2 separate regions of the Homo sapiens genome follow, and region 1 is linked to region 2. The links are chromatin contacts, found by Hi-C or POLR2A ChIA-PET in ENCODE. All regions are on one chromosome and are shown on one strand. Each heading gives the region's core, a stretch centred on a gene start or an enhancer-like site at or near the end of the contact. The rest is flanking DNA. Distances are from core to core; before and after follow the strand shown. Region 1 overlaps BNC2 (basonuclin zinc finger protein 2). Region 2 holds the start of BNC2-AS1 (BNC2 antisense RNA 1).

Region 1 (4,768 bases), core at 1,277-3,776, 98 kb after region 2:
CAGAGATCAGTTATTCAAATCCAAGTGAGTCTAGATGCAAAAACGCAGCCTTTTAAACTCTCAGTGGTATTTAAAGTAGGGTTAGTACAGCCATCTAGAGTGAACTAGTTAGTTTCCCCCAGTATGGCCTTTAAGGAAAAAATTTAAAAGAGAGGCAGAAAGATGGCAATCCATTAACAACTTACTGGGAAACTGCCTGAAGCTTATTGAAGGCTGATTTCTGGAACTGGAACATTTTAAAAACACCAAAGTTGTTGTCATTTGCCCAAACGTGTCAAATGCAATAAAGCAAATTCACATCAGATTTTTTTAAAAGCTGTGTGACAAGTAAGTAAAGATTAATGTGGTGTTGAATAAATGGAAATATTCTAGCTGAAACTATTGTAGTTCAGAAATTATTATAGTCAACTATGTGGAACACTAAAATCTAATCAAACGTTCCAACATCATTACTATTCTATAAATTTGAATATTTTTTTAAGCCAAGAAAAATTACAGAAGCCTTGAACTCAAAAGTTCATACTATGAATTGAACTTAATATTATTTAGGAAGTGCCCCCTTCAAATTACTGTAATTGGTCAAGTAGTTTCAAGAACCTAGAAAATGGTTTTGTCTCATCAATGTAATGTCCTCCTCCACACAATGATTGAAACCATATTAGGTCTCTACTACTCCAAGCTATCAAATCAGTCTTCTTCATACTAGGAAATTGAGCTAAGTTTCCTGAATAGAATTAACTAAGTTGCTTTGTTTTATTTACAAGAACCACAGTAAATAGTTTATTAAAAAACAAACAGTACTCTTATTAAACTCTCTTCAGTGACTTTCTAACCAACAAATTCTTTTTCTAAAATAGCAAGTAGAAAAGTTTATAGGTCAAACATTATATATAAAATAGTTCTATAGTGACATGTAAGAATTACACCTGCCAGGCCAAGCACAGTGGCTCATGTACTTTGGGAGGCCAAGGTGGGAGGATCACTTGAGCTCAGGAGTTCAAGACCAGCCTGAGTAACATAGTGAGATCCTGTCTCTACAAAAAAAAAAAAAAAAAATTAAAAAATTAGCCAGGTGTGGTGGCATGTCCCTGTGTTCCCAGCTACCTGAGAGGCTGAGATAGGAGGATCGCTTGAGCCTGGGAGGCAGAGGTTGCAGTGAGCTGAGATCACACCACTGCACTCTAGCCTGGGCAACAGAGTGAGATCCTGTTTCAAAAAAAAAAAAAAGAATTACAACTGAAATGTGTAACTTAACAAAAACAATTTAAAATCTACTCAGAAAAATTTTGATTGCCTTCATGTTGATAACTATAGTAACATTTGGTATCCAGGAATTATTTCTTTTTTAAACAGGTGATCTTTGACTACCCAGAAAGCAGAACTATGAAAGAAGAGAAATCTCAGGAAGTAACTTCAAGCTCTGCCCAATAAAAACATTCACTGACTTTCTCTAAAGGTCTTTTTCCTTCTCTGTGGAGGTGATTTTGAAATTTCATTCAAATCCCTAACAGCTCCTATCAAATTATATTAGAATTGTGACCTTATAAGATGCCTACAGACAATTATAATTAATCTTAGTTTGTAGAATGGATTAATGAATACATTTTGTAGCTCTTTGCATAGATTACACATATGTCCATTAATCAGTAGTGAGAATCTAAAACTAATTCCTGGAAAATCTACAAAGGAACCCAATGGTTAGGAGTGATAAGAAACTTCTGACATGGTCCTTTGATAATCAGTCATAAAAATAGGCTGTGACCGCTACCATTATCACTAAGGAGGTAATGTGTCTAACGACAGTGAGGAGGATAATATACTATTTATTGACTCTTTTCCCTGAAGTGTTAAAGGGTTTTTTTTGGTTGGTTTTTTAATGTTTGGTCATTTTATGATACAACACACAAAGAAACTGTAAGTCTAATGACAGAAATTAAAAGACTTGAAACTTCTGGAAATTCAAAGGTCCCTTCTTTTGTGGCCCTGGACAAAGCTTGTTTGTATGCCTTCTTTCTAAAGGCCACATATATGACACTCTTTCAAGTAAAATCTACTACAAGAAAATAAAGGGAGGGAAAGGCACTTGCCTGTCCTCAGTCACCTCCTGGCCCTGTTCTCCCAAACTGTTATCTCCTTGATAAGCAGTGGTGCTCTCAGGTGCTTTCATATTCTCAATGCTCCAGCAGGAGTGATGACTGAGAGGCCCCCAGGCACCTCGAACCAATGCTGTCACTTCTAGTCACTGCTAGGCCCAGCTAATGCCATGCCTGTCATGACAAGCACCAGCCACCTAAAGGCACCACACCTCTGCCTCGACAAAACATACCTCTGAAAAAAGTATGAGCCACAGAGGGAACCTGTTTCAGGGGTTGCCAAGGGAAGCCAAACTTGTCTATAAACAGCAGAGGCACAGTGAAAGAGAACCCAAAGCCACAGATACAAGAGGACTGTTAGCCTGGAGTGCAAATAATTGTTCTACTTCCTGTGCATAGATTGTTTGGGAGGGGAGGGGGAAAAGGACATACGAAGATACGGTTTGACCAGGCTAAACTGGGTTTAGTTGTCAGCCTAAACCTGCCATCTGGTGTTAAGATATAGCAGATCACACCCCAGATGTGTTCCTTCAAACAAATCACATCTTTTTTCTTACCCCTCTTTTTTTTTTCTTTCTGTAAAGAGAGAGGTGCCTGCCAAAGATACGAATCAGTGGAAGTTTACTTTATACTAAAAATTCTCGTTAATTTACTCAGCCGAATGAGGAGGTATGTCATTTATGCACTCACAGCCCAAATGCAACCACTTTTCAAAGATGGTACCTAGAGATGCTGAGCTGAAAATCATTTATTTTCTACTCATCAACCGTCAAAGTTGGGGCTATCCTTAGTCACCCAAAAGCCATTTCATCTGAAAATCAAAATTTATTTCAGTACAGTAGAGTTCTGAAATCCCTATTCTCCTCTTTATTTTTGTCTCAATATCTCATTCCACAATTGGGGTGGGGAAGGGTTATGCAGTGCTATCATTTGCACCTCATTACACTTGGGCTGGAGCTTTGAGAAAGCTGATATTCCCTCTAAATTTTTACAGATGCTTCTAGTTTACCAGTTCATGACTGCACTACTAGAAAAGACTTCCTGCCTCTAAACTGCTTGCTGGCATGTATGCTGAATTTCAAAATCCCTGAAAAAAGTAAACCTTTGTGGTGTTCTCTTAACTTTCTTCCTGGGGAGGAGGAGGAGGGGAGGGTCACCCAAACCAAGCAAAATCTTTTTCTCCTATGGAGTGAGACTAAAGCTCAGAAACATTCCCTCCTAACTACTGGCTCTTCATTTTGATTTGGAAATCACTTCACAAAAATGTTCATTAACTGAACGTTATTTGTGGAAGGTGTTTTTCATTAGAAATTATGATTGTGACATGTTCATTAAATTGTGAAAATAGTTCAACCACAGACAGTCTTTCACCTGAGCATAACTGTATTTTTTTTTTGCATGTGTCATTTGAAAAACACTTTGGACAGAGAGAAGGGACACTTTCTAAACTAGCAAACCCCTTTGTTTAATGGTTCCAGGGTTTTTCAAAGTTCAGGGCAGGTGACACTGGTCTGTTCCTAATCTTTACTGTGTTAGCAATGTTAAGGCTGATGACGAGGGACACAAATCCCCTGATGGAACTGAATGCATTCCAAGCTCCCCGACCCACTCAAAGCCATAATCCCCTGCAGCTGGATCTTACTTACCACCATGCACAGCTAACACATTTTTTAAAAGCTAGTCACTGGTGACAAATGTAAACTGGACACAACAGCCCCCCTTTCTCCTTACTTCACTCCCCCCCGCTCAATCTTCCCCCATAACCCAGAGACTTGCTGTTTCTGTGATGGATAGGACCTGCCTTTTAGAACCACCAAGCCTGTGCCATATAGCTCTGCTCTAAGTAACTAGAAGGTTTTAAAAGCATCTTCAGCTGTCAGACTGTAACAAAAACAACAAAAAAGTCATCCTTAACACAAACATTTCACAACTGAGAAAACCCTCTAAGTTGCGATTATCACTGCCATACGGAGGTCCACTATTTATTTAGCTCTCACATGCAGGAAAACTGTCTGGCACTCTTGCTGCTTGATTAAATTAAGCTGCTTGCCATATTCTTGGGTATAATAAATGCAAAAGAAAATTTTAAACTTGAGATTCTTTTCTATCTTTTGGACTCTTTTACTTTTTACTTTTGGCAGAAAAATGACTGAAATATAGTAAACAAGTAGCCCTTTATGGAAGGCAAGCATGTTTTCACCATGGATTTTGATCATCTACTTAGAAAGGGAAACCCCAATAACCCAAGTGGACAATAGCTCTGTGCTGGATCAAGTCTCCAAATCCAGGGCAACAAACTATGGAAAATAGCCTAAAGACAGATGAAATGATGGATGGATAGATGGATGGATGGATGATCGATGGATGGATGAATACACAGAGCTATCTAAATAAGAAAAAAATTTTCTAAATGCTATCAAAATTCCATATAATACAGATGACAGATTTTGATGAAGGGACAAGCTATCCACTTCACCTGATGCAGAAAAACCAAAGGTTAATGTATGTAACTTTTTTGGTTTATTCCAGTTCCCAGATAACCAGCAATAAGTGCTATGATTTAAGCGATGTTACCAATTAGACTTGGAGATAGCTACCACAGCACTGACTATAATGCTTACATTGCATTAGGTTTAATTACTGTAAAGTTACATCTGGAGAGGAAAACATAATTT
Region 2 (4,934 bases), core at 1,123-3,622:
TGATCCAAAGAAGAACTCCCTTTACACAAGTGTCATACCCTTTAATGTTCTCAAATACTCAGCTATATACATAGAAATAATTTGAGAAAATCATACTTGAGTATAGAAGAAAAAATGTACAGGCACAGGAAAATGTAGTCAAATAGACTTCACTTGAACTTTAGGGGCACATACTTCATCCCACTAAATCTAAATTGGCTTCAGATTGTGATTATTTGTTACTATTAGACAGAATGAAAGATGTACATTTAAGCAGATCCAACTTTGCTCATATGAAACAAAAGACAAAGATTTTTGTATCCCTACTTCCTAGTTTACTAATAGAACACATAAAACTAGATTATTAAATTTCAGTATTCATGGACATTTCCCACAATTTTCTCTATAGTTAAATACTGATGGTAAATTATCTGTAACTCAGTTTTGAAACCTTTTATAGCAGCCCTACTAGTCAGAGTTTTCAAACGTCTAAATAAATAATCAGGAAAATATTAGTTTTTATACTATTAAAGAAAACTTTAAAAAAAATAACCCAATAAATTTTATTCATTTCATAAGCTAAGTAAATTTTACTTAGAAATAAAATAATCATAATCTAGAGAAACCTCTTTATGCCTCAGCAATGAGATGTACAGAATTCTACATATTTGATTAAACTGGACAAACTTTTACCTGTAACAAAAACTAGCGTAACTGTATATATTGAAAGTAATACTCGTTTAAATGGCTGGCTTCAAGAGATATCAGAGATATAATTTCAATAAGTCTCTCTCTCTCACACACACACACACACACACACACACACACACGTGCTGAATCAGCATTGCTGATGAACTACAGGTAAGAAAAACAAACATATTAAATATGAACAGCACACATACTTTCACTCACATAGTTTGAACTTAAGTTATGTAATATTTATACAAACTAAAATGTCATCTTGAAGAGAAAAAAAATGCAAGCTCATATCCTCTTTTACATGCTTTCCAAAAATGCACAAGAGGTAAACATTCAGTGACCATGACAGAAAAAGGTGGGTTGGGGGGATAGGAGTGATTGCTAACTACATCAAAACCAAAAAAAAAAGAAAACATATTTAAAACTGTGATTTCTCTCCTTTTGTTGTACTACTCTATTTCATAAATAGCATAATATTATACAGTTTTAATAGCATCCATTAAGCATAAATTAGTTCCCTATATTTCTATTCTCTCCATATAATCACTGATGCTCACCATTACACATATATGCACACACAGGTACACACAAAATATCCACACAGTCAGACAGCTGGATCAAAGACATCATAAATTGTCCTAATTCTGACCCATCATTTATATTACTTTATTTGTTTTTTAGTTAAAATGTTTTCCATGACAAAATCTCCTTAGATTCAAATCTACTTGGAAATGGGCTAGTGCCAAATAAGCAATCTAACACCATCTATGTGGTTCAATAGCCATTTATCAATTGATCATTATCTCTATCTGGTTTTATTAACTCTTTTCTAGCTAGAGGGAGACGTAAGCCAATCTTCCCTTCTAACACACACACACACACGCACACACACACACACGACCTCCACTAACTCAAGGAAAACCCTGAAGGTGACATCTAGTTTTAAAAGTGAAGCACAAGTTATTTGGTACTAAGGTTAGCGAAAACACTGCATTCCAACACGCGAGAGCCACCCAGGCAGGGATGCGTCGCGGAAAACACCTCTCACAGCGCTCTGCAGTGACAAGGAGCATCTCTGTGTGGAAATGAACTTTTCACTTGAAAGAATGGGAAATTGCACATGAAGAGTTACTTATTGGGTTGATGTTGATTGCATTTAAATCCCAGCTTACTGTATCAGCAGTAATCAGGGTCCCTCTACAGGATATGTCAAAATATACCTTATTCAAATGCATTTATCCTATTTAGAATTGTGTGCTAAAACTGTTCTCTAGCTAAATGCTACAAAACCCTGGTTGTAGGTATTATCGCTTGCAAATGTATTTCTAAACTTGTAGTAGTTTATAGCCTGGCAAATTGTTTTTTTTTTATTATCAACAACTTTAAATATCTAACTCAAAGTATTTAATTTTCGTGAACTCTTACAAACAAAAGCTTTTTAAAAAAAAAAAAAAAAAAAGCAGTTGCAGTATTTTTTTCCTCTTGAGTGGCACAACATTTCTTAATAACCGCCGTCAACTTAAAATCCAAGTATATTTGTCAATAGTACTTTCGTGCTGTGTGGATGATAATATCAAACTAACTTGCTTTGTGTGTGGATGATAATATCAAACTAACTTGCTTTGTGTGGGTTTGGTGTAGGCTTTGGAAAAGCAAGACGTGTCTAGGAGGGAGGCACCAGGGAACTTCCCTCCCTCACTTGAGCACAATCCAAGATGAAAGTTTCTGGGTTGTGTCCCCTTCGCTTCCTCTCACCCTCGCTCCCCCGCGGAGCCAAGGAGCCAGCAATTGTGCAAGAGGAGACCGGCGCACAGGGCGCGTATCACGGAGCGCATGGTACGAGCCGCCGGCTCCGGTGATTAATTATCAGTAACCGATGGCCTCGCGCTACCACGTCGGCTTTCCCAGCAGAGCCAGCAAGCCGAACGCCTCCAGCGCGGCCGGGACGGAGGAGCGGCTCTGGGGAAGACGCCGAGGCTGCGCCCGAGTGAGTGCGCCGGCGGGCCGGCGGGCGGGCGGGAGAGCGGGCCGGAGCCGGCGAAGGGAATGCAGGGGCGGGCGCAGAGGGCTGGCTGGCAAGGAGGAGCGGAGCGGAGGAGCGAGGACCGAGCAGCACAGCCCGCCACGCACGCCGACTCCTCCAGCAACCCTCGGCGCTGGCAGCCAAGCCTGCACAGCCTCGTCTCTCTTCTCAGGTCTGAACGAAGCTGCCTCCAGCCACATGAAGTCAGTAGGGCTGTTCTGAGGGGCCCCGAGATTTGATGACTGTTTTTTAGGTTGCGGAACCTACTCCGAGAGAGCAAACACTTTGGACGAAGTGATTCATATTGATAGATACATTTGTTGGGAGGTGGCTTTTTTCATTCTCAACAGAAAACAAAGAAATAAATTAAGTCTTCCCCTGACCCAGATTGTACTGTGAAACTTTTCAACAATGTCTCTGCTTTCTTTTACTTCGGTATCCTTTCCCCTTTTTCTTTTAAGACGCCCTTAGGGAAACCATGAAGTAACCCTGCACATTCCAGTAACACAGTTATGACAAAACAAGAGCCTAACTAGGAAGTGACCACATTTTAAAAAGTATTTAGAAAGAAAAACACCAGAAACAAAAGTGCCCATAACAATTCAAGGTTTCTTAAAAAAAAGAAAAAAAAAATCAAGAAAGAAAGTAACTTACCTGTTGGGACATTCTGAATAAGAGGTTAGTATCAGCGTTTTGCCATGTCCCCATGAACCCTGGTTCAGCCGTAGTCGTTCTGGTTCCGAACTGCATGGAGTTGTCAGTACAGGAGTCTCTTAAAGTCAAGTCTCTTGCCCTCTTTGGCTCTCTGTCTCTCTGTGTCTCTCTTTCTCTCACATCCACTTCTGCCTCTTCTGACTGAAAAGTGAAGGTGGATTTTTTGAGCCTCTTGGCAGCCAGTAGCAGGAGTGTAGTGTAGTTAAGAAGCTGGCTGAACTGTGCATTTCATTTGGGAAGGGGGAGATTTGGGGGAGGGAGGGGGTCAGAGCTTCTTTCGCACCTTCTGCACAGATATCCCTATCATTTATGCATAGATTGTGACTCCCCAAGCTTGCCTTTGCTCAGTTTAACAGCTGCCTGTCAGGTGTGCAGGCGGCACTGGAGACCCAACCATCAGCTTCAAACTCTCAGCCACTGCATGTCATTGGATAGCAGAGCTAAGAGTCAACTGCACTGTTCCACTGTCAGGCACCAAATGACACCCTGCACTAACCCCTCTCCAGATATACAGATAGATACACACTTATGCACACTCCAGGCAGCACCACAATCACGGTGCACAGGGCAAGGGGAAGCTAGGGCCCTTCCCCGGGAATTTTTCTCAACAATGCTTTCTGATATAACACATAATATCTGACACCAGTCTTTGGCTTTAACATTTGTAAAACTGTGATACTTAAATTTTTTTTTAATTACACTGAAGAAAGTAAAATATTCAGCTGTAAGAGAATGTAAAGTTGGCTCAGTTATGGTCTAAATGTTAGCTCCTGAAAGTCATCTCGTATGTGCTGGGCTATTTATAACCACATAGAAACTCCTAAATAACGTACATAGAGATGTGACCTTATACTCTAAAGAGTAAGCAAATAAGCCTAGCAGTTTTTATAACATAGAAGATGCACAATAAACATTTGCCAAATATAAATATATACTATTTAATATCTAGTACCTCAGGCTATTAATTACTAAACTGGATGTTAGCTAATGAGAAACTGAATGGCAAAGGAAAAAAGTATACCTTTTCTTAAAGCTCAGAAGTAGAAAAAAATCCTTTGTTAAAGTTCCTAGATGAAGCATCTGCAATATCCTTTCAAATCGTTAAGAAAAGAAAAAGATAAACAAAAAAAGCCTGTCCCATTTCAGGCAAAAAGTAATGAATATAAAAACTCCATTTTTTATTCAAGATCTCTGTGGAAAATTCTATAACGTTTTCCTGCCTGATGAAATACACCCTTGATAACATGTCGTATTTTTAATTAAACAAGTCTTAAAACTATTCACCTATTTATTAGATAGTATTTGTCTGCCTTATTTATGGAAAAGCAGCACTGAACAAAATGCACTGTACATAAACAGTAAGTTCAAAATGGAAAGCTAAATTCATGCCATCTCATAAAAGTAGTCAGCAGGAAAAAGCCATCCTTCCTAAACTTAACATGTAAGGAACATTAATCTTCAACCACCTACAAATATCGAGGACAAATGTACCACTCTCCTTGTTCCTTCTTAACTCAAG

Evidence for each region. Hi-C counts contacts between places; a loop is a spot of excess contacts on that map. ChIA-PET counts read pairs that join two places held with the same protein, here RNA polymerase II (POLR2A). Pooled maps may share reads with other maps.
Region 1: a loop to region 2 is called in a map of IMR-90, with 2.3 times the contacts of the local background. The contact joins the enhancer-like site here to the promoter of BNC2-AS1 in region 2. A Hi-C loop is called at or near these places in 4 of 168 maps with a recorded cell type or tissue (IMR-90, PC-3, chondrocyte and 1 more) and 2 of 50 pooled maps. POLR2A ChIA-PET finds 5 or more read pairs at or near these places in 3 of 52 experiments (AG04450, H1 and WTC11).

The regions. Positions count from the first base shown.
Region 1 is chr9:16,822,390-16,827,157 of GRCh38, forward strand. The region is part of intron 1 of BNC2 (basonuclin zinc finger protein 2); the gene reads right to left. Among named protein-coding and RNA genes, the nearest start is that of BNC2, 46 kb to the right of the region's middle. Within about 2 kb of position 2,527, at least 3 of the 41 ENCODE cell types and tissues checked have a DNase peak (open chromatin) inside an H3K27ac peak, as active enhancers do; they include IMR-90, where a contact is called at or near this core.
Region 2 is chr9:16,724,442-16,729,375 of GRCh38, forward strand. BNC2-AS1 (BNC2 antisense RNA 1) reads left to right here and starts at 2,373. Exons shown (of 3, transcript NR_151723.1): 1 at 2,373-2,514; 2 at 2,590-2,665; 3 at 2,874-3,083. It overlaps BNC2 (basonuclin zinc finger protein 2), which reads right to left. Exons shown (of 7, transcript NM_017637.6): 3 at 3,356-3,556. RefSeq lists an enhancer at 1,956-2,457.